Linked DNA regions of Homo sapiens: region 1 is linked to region 2. A link is an interaction called in ENCODE POLR2A ChIA-PET data of the cell type or tissue named here. Cell type or tissue: K562. All regions are shown on one strand. Links, peaks and the distances in the headings refer to the core of each region. The heading gives the core; the rest is flanking DNA.

Region 1 (5,384 bases), core at 273-5,272, 160 kb before region 2:
GAAGTACGAGAATCTCTTGAACCCGGGAGGCAGAGGTTGCAGTGAGCCAAGATCGTGCCATGCACTCCAGCATGGGCAACAGGACAAGACTCTGTCTCAAAAAAAAAAAAAAAAAGTGCTCACCATAAAGGAAATAAGTGGTATATTGATCAATTGATCGTATATTGATCAATTGTTCATATATTGATCTATATTAAATTTAAGACTTCTGTTTGTCAAAAGACACCATTAGGATATTCAAACGGCAGGCCAAAGAATAGGGGAAATTCACAATACACTTCCCTAACAAAACACTTGTCATACAGATCATATAAACCACAAGACGATTTGAAAAAGAAAATGTTAGGAAATGGCCAAAAGGGAGATACCCTTAATAAACTGGCACCTAAAAAAGTGGATATACAGATGTCCAATAAGCATATAAAAAGGTGCCCAGTTTCATTAGTTATCAGAGACATGCAAATAAAACCATAATGGAATACCACTATATACCTACCCAATGGCTAAAATGAAAAAATACAGAAGATACCAAGTGTAGGTAAGGATATGAAGCAGTGAAAATTTTTATGCACTGCTAATAGAAGTGCAAGTTGGTACAGCCACTTTGGAAATTTGAGAAGAGATAATACCTGTGAAACTTGAACAAATATGGAATACTCCATACCGTAGCCATTCTTCTAGGTGTAGCTCTAGCAAGTATATGTTTGTATGCATATACACTTAACAAACGACATGTACAAAAAAGTTCATAATGCAAACTGGAAACTATCCAAATGCCCATCAAAGGTAGAATGAATAAATTGTGGTTAATTTACATAATGGAATATCCTACAATGATGCAGAGAATCTATAGCTACATACAACAATGTGAATGAATCTGATAAATATAGTGTTAAGTGAAAGAAGACAGAGAATATTTATCTTATGATCTTGTTTATCTAAGTTTCTTAACAGTCCAGGCATGGTAGCTTGCACCTGTAATCCCAGCACTTTGGGAGGCTGAGGTGGGTAGGTCACCTGAGCTTAGGAGTTCGAGACCAGCATGGGCAATATGGTGAAACCCCATCTGTACAAAAAATATAAAAATTAGCAGGGCATGCTGGGTTGTGCCTGTAATACCAGCTGCGTGGGAGGCTGAGGTGGGAGGATCACTTGAGCCCAGGAGGTTGAGGCTGCAGTGAGCCATGATCAAACTTAACAAAAAAAAAAAAAATTGGAGGTATCTACAAAAGTAAATACTACAAGCATGTTTGATCACTGCACCTAAAAAGATGAAGAGAGAGAGAGTGAGGTAGGGGTTAGGGAGGGAAAAGAAAAGAGATTCCGTTAAATGAAGACAAGGGATTGATCTTTAGGCTGAAAATGCAAAGGTCAAGAAGTGAATCAAGTGTTCAAACTATCTGAAAATATATACTACCAGGATAAAATGAACACAGTTTCTTTTTCACTGATTTCCAGCGTGTTTCAATGAAAAAGCACTTCTTGCATTCTCTGCAATGTCTACTGATAACAGTTGAGAATTACTTGACTTGGTAACTAGCTTAAAGAACTCATTACCCCCCCCCCCAAAAAAAACAGTATAATTAGACAAACGTAAAACAGTTCAAAATGTTTGCAAAAATATTGGAAAATCTGGGCTGTACACGACCCTTCATTTATTCATTCAAAAGACATTTACTTAGTGCTTATTTTGTTTTATGCCCTGTAGTCCCAGCTACAGGAATAAAGATGGGGGGTTGGAGGTCATGGAGACGTAGAGGATTCCTCAAGAAAGCAAGCAAGAGGAAAGCAAGGAAGGGATGTGGGATTTGGAGCAGAGGAGTAGTTAGCTATGCCAAGGTAAGAAGTTGGCCAGGTCAGCGATGGGACAACCTAGACCTGCTCCCAAGGCCAGAGTGAGCTGGGTGGCCTTCGGCAGCCCACTTCCATGGTTGGCGGGGCAGTTAACTCCTTTACCCCTAGAGTCATCATTACCTAGGACCTCAAGGCAGCATGTGTGACCTGGAACCTGAAACCAGGACAGAAATCAGATTTCTGACAGAGGCATTCCTGATGGGAATGGGGTTACTGGATAGAGTGAGTGAGCTTGGAAATCTAACTCTCTGGATAAAAGATCTTTCTGTCAACAAGATCCTGAACTTGATCTTATCCACTGTTCCCAATCCAGGGTGATGCCCTCCTCAAACTCTTGCATGTCCTTGGTGAGTTTGAGCTGCAAAGTTCTCTTGTCACCTTTTGTCCTAGACACGTGGGCCGGCAGGCAGAGTACCGTCGCACACACTCGCTGCTGATATCTGGCCTGTTGGCCCAGGTCACCCACTGGAAAGACAAGGCAACTCTAGTTTTGTACAAGTTCTATGACAGTCTATTAACATGTTGCCTTGCAATTCTTGGTGTACTAATAACTGCTGGCTAAAGACATTCCTGACATTAAAAGAACATGCTCTGATTCAGTATTTTACATGTGAGAAACATCTCCAATTACAGAAAATCATTCCTAAGTTGAGGAGAAAATATTTTCCCACTGATGAAATTTATCAAATTGGTATAGAATCTTCTGGGAAGAAAAACAGCAGTGATAAAACTTCAGCTGGGAGCCATATGTTTTTAAAAGCAGCCATTTTAAACTAAGGGCAATATATCAAGTGATAGAGCTGGTTCACTTTGCAGTGTTGTCACACATAATCTGACCTGTGAAATTTTTGGAAAAAAAAAAATGACTGAACTTAGAATATTGCACAGGAAATTGACCTTGTAAACTCACTTGTGAATACTTTCATACGAAGATCATCCTAGGATAATCTTAAAAGAATTATCAGTTGCTCAATATTTTACACTTACGACCGAAAAAGAAAATAGTGTGTAATAGTTAATGAACTGGCCGAAACTTCTCAGTAAAAAGGCATTCTTTTTGCCTGTAGTTTTCTTATATGGCGCACCTTATATTATTTTACAAACCAGTGTTCTTTTAAAGTAGGCTGGATCCTAGCAGGAAATAGATTATTAATTTTTTTCTAAAGTATTAAATCATTTCTACTTTCAGATTGTAATCATTATATGTGTTTTCATAACATATTAAAAGATCTACTCAAATGTCTATCCTGGATAAATGTTTTTTGTGTCCTGAAAGCCCAAGTTAGCATTACTTTGCAGTATAAACAAACCAGTTCTCCAGTTCTAGTTCAATGGCTAAATGCACAAGGACTTATTTGGTATCTTTCTCTTTCTCTCTTTCTCTTTTTTTTTTATAACCACTAATTTTTTTCTATAACACCTATGTTTGAATGTTAACATTCTTGTTTTTCATTAACTGTCCTTTTTTTCAGATTATAAAAGAAACAAAAATTGCTTACAGCCCATCTCCCAAATAGAACCACTTTTACCATTTTGGTGTCTTTGCTTTCAGATTTGAAAAGCAACATTTCCATGAGATTTTTTTTTTTTTTTTTTTTTTTTTGAGATAGAGTCTCACTCTGTCACCCAGGCCGGAGTACAGTGGTGCCATCTCTGCTCACTGCAACCTCCACCTTGTGGATTGAAGCGATTCTCCTGCCTCAGCTTCCTGAGTAGCTAGGATTACAAGCACGCACCACCATGCCCGGCTAATTTTTGTGTTTTCTAGTAGAGACAGGGTTTCACCATGTTGGCCAGGCTGGTTTCGAAGTCCTGACCTCAGGTGATCCGCCTGCCTCAGCCTCTCAAAGTGCCGGGATTACAGGCGTGAGCCCCTGCACCCAGCCTCCGTGTGATTTTAAAACATGTTTTCTCATTATAAAAGGAAGACATGCGCATTCAAGAAATCTGACAAACACACCTGATAAATCAAGATACGATGTCAGCAAAATGCTAGGATCTGAGGAAACAGAACTCATCCATGTGGAGGGTGTAAAGTGACACGGTGTTTAGGAATCCAGCTAGGCAGTGTTTGCTGTTACTGAATTTGTGCGCACTCTCTGAGCTAGAGACTCCATTGCTAGATAACCTTTCCAACAAAACGTATCCTACATGCACATAAGAATAAGGATAGTCACGGAAACGTTGTTTATAATAGAAAAAGCAGGAAAGGGCTTTGTGTCCATCATTCGGGATATAATTGATCTCTATAATTCAGGATGTATATAAATTATGGTACAGCTATATTAGAAATGTGTGCTTATATATTTAATAAATACTAAGCAGCTATTGAGATCAAATGAATAAAAATTTTCGAACAAAGTGTAAGGTAAATCTGTATATACTGATAGTAAAAGATCTGTAAGATGTGGTATAAAATGAAAAATGTAATTTATAAAACAGTATGTATAGTATTACCACATTTATGTAAATGTAAGAAGGATACCTGCACATATATACAAAGAAAAATACGTAGAAAGGGACTGGAAGGATGTGCACAAAACTGTGTCACCTCTGGGCAGGGGAGCAAGAGGACAGTGAGGAGGGAACCTTCCCATTCAGTTCTGTGCCATTGTGGCTTGCCCTGACTCTTTTACAATAAGAATGTGTGCGTTGCTTCTATAATTTTAAAAAGTAAAACTGCACAATGTACTTCTTCATTAATTGTTACAGACCATAATATTTTAAAATACCACATTTTAGATTATAAAACGTATATGTATTATAAAACATTTATAGCCAGGCACGGTGGCTCACGCCTGTAATCCCAGCACTTTGGGAGGCCAAGGCAGGTGGATCATGAGGTGGGGAGTTCAAGAGCAGCCTGGCCAACAGTAAAACCCCATCTCTACTAAAAATACAAAAAAAATTAGCCGGGCATGGTGGCGGGCGCCTGTAATCCCAGCTACTCAGAAGGCTGAGGCAGGAGAATCGCTTGAACCTGGGAGGCAGAGGTCACAGTGAGCGGAGGTCGTGCCATCGCACTCCAGCCGGGGCGACAGTGTGAAACTCCGTCTCAAAACAAAAACAAAAAACCATTTAGATCATACAGGAAAGTATAATTAAGAAAAATCAGAGAAATCCTCTCTCTCCTTGGTGGAATTCTCTTACCATATTTACGAGCCCTAGAGCCAGCCTACTTCCCAAGTCCTCTTTACTCAGCTCCATTTTGAGAGACCTTCTAAACTTGCAAATTCACTATGAAAAAAATATCCCAAGCATGAAGGGCAGAAGCAGCACTGAGACAGAGTGAGCTCAGGACAGTTCTGTTTGGGGAACCTGTTTCTGTTCCTATGGACTCCATCCATCCAGCAACCAACATGCAGAAGGCAAACAGCAAGGTGCTCCTTACTGCTGGTTGTCAAACTGGGATATCTGGTTGCTCTTTCCAAATCGAACTCGTTCTCCTTTACAGTGTGATACTTCTACGCCTACTGCTCTAATAGTAACCACCTTTTCTCACTAGGTTTAAAGTTCTCCAACTAAGTCAG
Region 2 (5,384 bases), core at 80-5,079:
CTTAGTTCCAGAGGGAGGAATGCTGCCACCAGGAGACACGATTCCATTAAACTGGAAGTTAAGATTGCCACCTGGACACTTTGGGCTCCTCCTACCTTTAAATCAACAGGCTAAGAAGGGAGTTACAGTGTGGGCTGGGGTGACTGACCCGCACTATCAAGATGAAATCAGTCTACTACTCCACAGCGGAGGTAAGGAAGAGTATGCATGGAATAGAGGAGATCCATTAGGGTGTCTCTTTTTTTTTCTTCTTGAGACGGAGTCTCGCCCCGTCACCCAGGCTGGAGCACAGTGATGCTATCTCGGCTCACTGCAAGCTCCGCCTCCCGGGTTCACGCCATTCTCCTGCCTCAGCCTCCCACATAGCTGGGACTACAGGCATCCGCCACCACGCCTGGCTAATTTTCTTGTATTTTTAGTAGAGACGGGGTTTCACCATGTTAGCCAGGATGGCCTCGATCTCCTGACCTCGTGATCCACCTGCCTCGGCCTAGGGTGTCATTACAGGCGTGAGCCACCACGCCCAGCCTGGGGTGTCTCTTAGTATTACCATGTGATACTACCATGCCCTGTGATTAAGGTCTACCGGAAACTACAACAGCACAATCCAGGAAGGACTACAAGTGACCCAGACCCTTCAGGAATGAAGGTTTGGGTCACTCCACCAGGAAAATACCACAACCTGCTGAGGTGCTTGCTGAAGATAAAGGGAACACAGAACGGGTAGTGAAGAAGGTAGTCATTAATACCAGCTATGACCGCATGACCAGCTGCAAAAAGGAGGACTGTAATTTTCATGAGTATTTCCTCCTTTTGTTAAAAACGTGTTTGTGCATTTATACACTTCTACTTAAGAAAATATCTTCATGTTAGGCCAGGCGTGGTGGCTCACGACTGTAATCCCAACACTTTGGGAGGCCGAGGCAGGTGGATCACCTGAGGTCAGGAGTTCAAGACCAGCCTGGCCAACATGGCGAAACCCCATCTCTACAAAAAAATAAAAAAATTAGCTGGGCGTGGTGGTGCACGCCTGTAATCCCAGCTACTCAGGAGGCTGGGAGGATTGCTCGAACCCAGGCGGCAGAGATTGCAGTGAGCTGAGATCGTGTTATTGCACTCCAGCCTGGGCGACAAGAGCAAAACTCCGTCTCAAAAAAAAAAAAACAACAACAAAAAACATGTTATTTCCTTTCTTCTGTATCACATGACATTTAGATTTATTGACTTCACATCAGCATTTAAGTATTGTTAACTTTATGTCATAGTATTTGGGTTGGGGATTGGTGCGTTTCCGGTTGTACGAAGGATAGTTATATTATGTTAGGCATAATTATGACCCTATTATTATCTTTATTTGAAGATTATATATGATCTCAGGAGATGTGTATTGATTCAAGTTGACAAGGGGTGGATTTGTGATGGTTAAAACTGAGTGTCGGCCGGGCGCAGTGGCTCATGCCTGTAATCCCAGCACTTTGGGAGGCTGAGGCGGGTGGATCACAAGGTCAGGAGATCGAGACCATCCTGGCTAACATGGTGAAACTATGTCTCTACTAAAAATACAAAAAATTAGCCAGGCGTGGTGGCGGGCGACTGTAGTCCCAGCTACTTGGGAGGCTGAGGCAGGAGAATGGTGTGAACCCGGGAGGCAGAGCTTGCAGTGAGCCGAGATCGCGCCACTGCACTCCAGCCTGGGCGACAGAGCGAGACTCCATCTCAAAAAAAAAAAAAAAAAACTGAGTGTCAAGTTGATTGGACTGAAGGATACAAAGTATTGATCCTGGGTGTGTCTGTGAGGGTGTTGCCAAAGGAGTTTACTTTTTGAGTCAGTGGGCTGGGAAAGGCAGACCACTCTCAATCTGGGTGGGCACCATCTAATCAGCTGCCAGCGAATAATAAGCAGTCAGAAAAATGTGAAAAGGAGAGACGGTCCTAGCCTCTCAGCCTACATCTTTCTTCCATCCTGGATGCTTCCTGCCCTCGAACATCGGACTCCACGTTCTTCAGTTTTGGAACTCTGACTCACTCTCCCTGCCCCTCAGCCTGCAGATGGCCTACTGTGAGACCTTGTGATGGTGTGAGTAACATTTAATAAACTCCCCCATATATATTTTATATATAATATATATTATATACTTATTATATATTATAATTTATATATTATATTTATATAACACATATTATATATTATATTAACTTATATATATTATATATTCTATATATATTCCATTAGTTCCATCCCTCTAGAGATCCCTGACTAATATAGCTGATGAGCTAAAAAAAAAATCACAAAAAGACTAATAATTTTTTTTGTTTTTTGTTTTGTTTTGTTTTGTTTTTCGAGACGGAGTCTTGCACTGTCGCCCAGGATCAAGTGCAGTGGCCCTATCTGGGCTCACTGCAAGCTCCGCCTCCTGGGTTCACACCATTCTCCTGCCTCAGCCTCCCGAGTAGCTGGGACTACAGGCGCCTGCCACCACGCCCGGCTAATTTTTTTTGTATTTTTAGTAGAGACGGGGTTTCACCATGTTAGCCAGGATGGTCCCGATCTCCTGACCTCGTGATCCACCCGCCTCAGCCTCCCAAAGTGCTGGGATTACAGGCGTGAGCCACCGTGCCCGGCCGACTAATAATGTTTTAAGAAAGTTTATGAATTTGTGTTGGGCCACATTCAAAGCAGCCTGCAGGCTGAGGGTTGGACAAGCTTGCATTTGATACCAGTTCCATGTCTTCTGAGCTGTAGACAGAGATCAGCAAACTACAGCTTGTGGGGCAAATCCAGTGCCTGCCTCTTTTATTTTCACATTCCATGAGTTAAGGATGGTTTTTATATTTCTCCTTTTTTAAGAGACAAGGGTCTTGCTCTGTCACCCAGGCTGGAGGGCAGTGGCACAATCACAGCTCCCTGCAGCCCAACTTCTTGGGCTGAAGCAATCCTGCTTCAGCCTCCCAGAGCACTGGGATTACCGTTGTGAGCCACCATGACTGGCCGTACACTTTTTAGCTGTAGAAAACAAAAAAAATCAAAAGAAGGGCCGGGCACAGTGGCGCACGCCAGTAATCCCAGCATTTTGGGAGGCTGAGGCAGGTGAGTCACTTGAGGTCAGGAGTTCGAGACCAGCCTGGCCAACATGGTGAAACCCTGTCTCTACTAAAAAAAAAAATACAGCTGGGCCGGTGGCTCACACCTATAATCCCAGCACTTTGGGAGTCTGAGGTAGGCAGATCACCTGAGGTCAGGAGTTCGAGACCAGCGTAGCCAACATGGCAAAACCCCGTCTCTACTAAAAATACAAAAAAAAAAAAAAAAAAAAAAATTACCTGGCGTGGTGATGGGCTCCTGTAATCCCAGCTGCTTGGGAGGCTGAGGCAAGAAAATTGCTTGAGCCCAGAAGGCGGAGGTTGCAGTGAGTCAAGATTGCACCGCTGCACTCCAGCCTGGGAGACACAGTGGGACTCTGTCTCAAAACAAAAAAAAACAAAGCTGGGCATGGTGGCTCACGCCTGTAATCCCAGCACTTTGGGAGGCCGAGGTGGGCAGATCTTGAGGTCAGGAGATCGAGACCATCCTGGCTAACACGGTGAAACCCCGTCTCTACTAAAAATACAAAAAAATTAGCCGGGCGTGGTGGCAGGTGCCTGTAGTCCCAGCTACTTGGGAGGCTGAGGCAGGAGAATGGTGTGAACCCGGGAGGTGGAGCTTGCAGTGAGCCGAGATAGCGCCACTGCACTCCAGCCTGGGGGACAGAGCAAGACTCTGTCTCAAAAAAAAAAAAAAAAAAAAAAAGGCCGTTGTAATCCCACCTACGTGGGAGGCTGAAGCACGAGACTTGCTTGAACCCAGAGCAAGACTCCATCTCAAAAAAAAAAAAAAAAAAATTAGCCATCGTAATCCCAGCTACTTGGGAGGCCGAGGCATGAGAATTGCTTGAACCCGGGAGGTGGAGGTTGCAGTGAGCCAAGATCCAGTCACTGCACTCCAGCCTCAAAAAAAGCAAGACTCCATCTCAAAAAAAAAAAAAAAAAAAATCAAAAGAAGGATGTTTCATGGCATGTAAAAATGATATGTAATGCAAGTTTCAGAACTCATGAATAAATTTCTATTGGCACACAGCCACTCTCACTTGTTTATGTATCTTTTATGCTGCTTTCATGTTGTAACAGGAGAGTTAGAGTTGAGAAGTTGCAGCAGAAATAGCTTCTTATCTAGCCATTTTGCTTCCAGTTTCTCCAGATTCATTCAACCTACATCATGTGATCAGTTAACTTTCCAATATACAGATCATTCCCTTCTCATTTCTAAAGCCCCTGTGGCAGCCTAATGCCTTTAGGATGCAGGCCAAATCCAATGCAGCATTCAAGGCCGTCCATGAGCTGGCCTCACACAGGTTATTTCCTGCCATTTTCCCCCAAAGAATCCTATGATCTAGCCACAAAAGATGACAGGGCAGTCTTGAACGCACTCCATTTTCACCACCCTTTGTCTTTTCTCAAACCCTCTTGAAATGCCCTCTCCCATCTCCTTAACCCAGGAAAATATTTTTTTCTTTCTCTTTTTAAATCATTTAAGGCCTAGAGCAACCGACTTTTCCTTAGTGAAACCTACACAGGAAGAATTAATTGCTCCGTCCTTTGTATAAGAAATTCACAATACTTCCCAAAGTGAATTCCACAGAATTCCAGTCCTAAAGGGTGTGGCTACCAAATATTTGTAAAAAGTGTTCTCAGCCAGGTGCGGTGGCTCATGCCTGTGATCCCAGCACTTTGGGAAGCCGAGGTAGGCAGATCACCTGAGGTCAGGAGTTCGAGAACAGCCTGACCAACATGGTGAAACCCCATCTCTACTAAAAATACAAAAATTAGGCCGGGAGCGGTGGCTCACGCCTGTAATCCCAGTACTTTGGAGGCCAAGCGGGGCACATTGTCTGAGCTCAGGAGTTCGCGACCAGCCTGGGCATCTGGTGAAACCCCATCTCTAGTAAAAATACAAAAACTTAGCCAGGCGTGGCGGTGTGCTAATTTTCCCAGCTACTTGGGAGGCTGAAGCAGGAGAATTGCTTGAACCTGGGAGGCGGAGGTTGCAGTGAGCCTAGATCACGCCACTGCACTCCGGCCTGGGCAACAGAGCAAGACTCCATCTTAAAAAACTAAAAAAAAATAAAAAATACAGGCCAGGCGCAATAGCTCACGCCTGTAATCAATGCTCATCTTTCCAGAATTGGGAGGCTGAGCCGGGCAGATCACCTGAGGTCAGGGGTTCGAAAACAGCCTGACCAACATGGAGAAACCCCGTCTCTACTAAAAAAATACAAAATTAGCGGGGTGTGGTGGCACATGCCTGTAATCCCAGCTACTTGGGAGGCTGAGGCAGGAGAATCGCTTGA

Evidence for each region. ChIA-PET counts read pairs that join two places held together with the same protein. Peaks named below come from ENCODE experiments on the same cell type or tissue, not always from the same donor. Only the 100,000 strongest peaks of a DNase experiment are listed, where the experiment ranks them.
Region 1: POLR2A ChIA-PET joins it to region 2 with 5 read pairs; 4 of 35 experiments call an interaction of 5 or more read pairs at or near these places.

What each region holds. Positions count from the first base shown.
Region 1 is chr7:148,892,149-148,897,532 of GRCh38, forward strand. No RefSeq gene overlaps it. Among named protein-coding and RNA genes, the nearest start is that of EZH2, 11 kb to the left of the region's middle. In K562, for the core only: no CTCF peak of the experiment used is centred there; a DNase peak (open chromatin) is centred at 2,280.
Region 2 is chr7:149,056,154-149,061,537 of GRCh38, forward strand. No RefSeq gene overlaps it. Among named protein-coding and RNA genes, the nearest start is that of PDIA4, 30 kb to the left of the region's middle. In K562, for the core only: no CTCF peak of the experiment used is centred there; no DNase peak of the experiment used is centred there.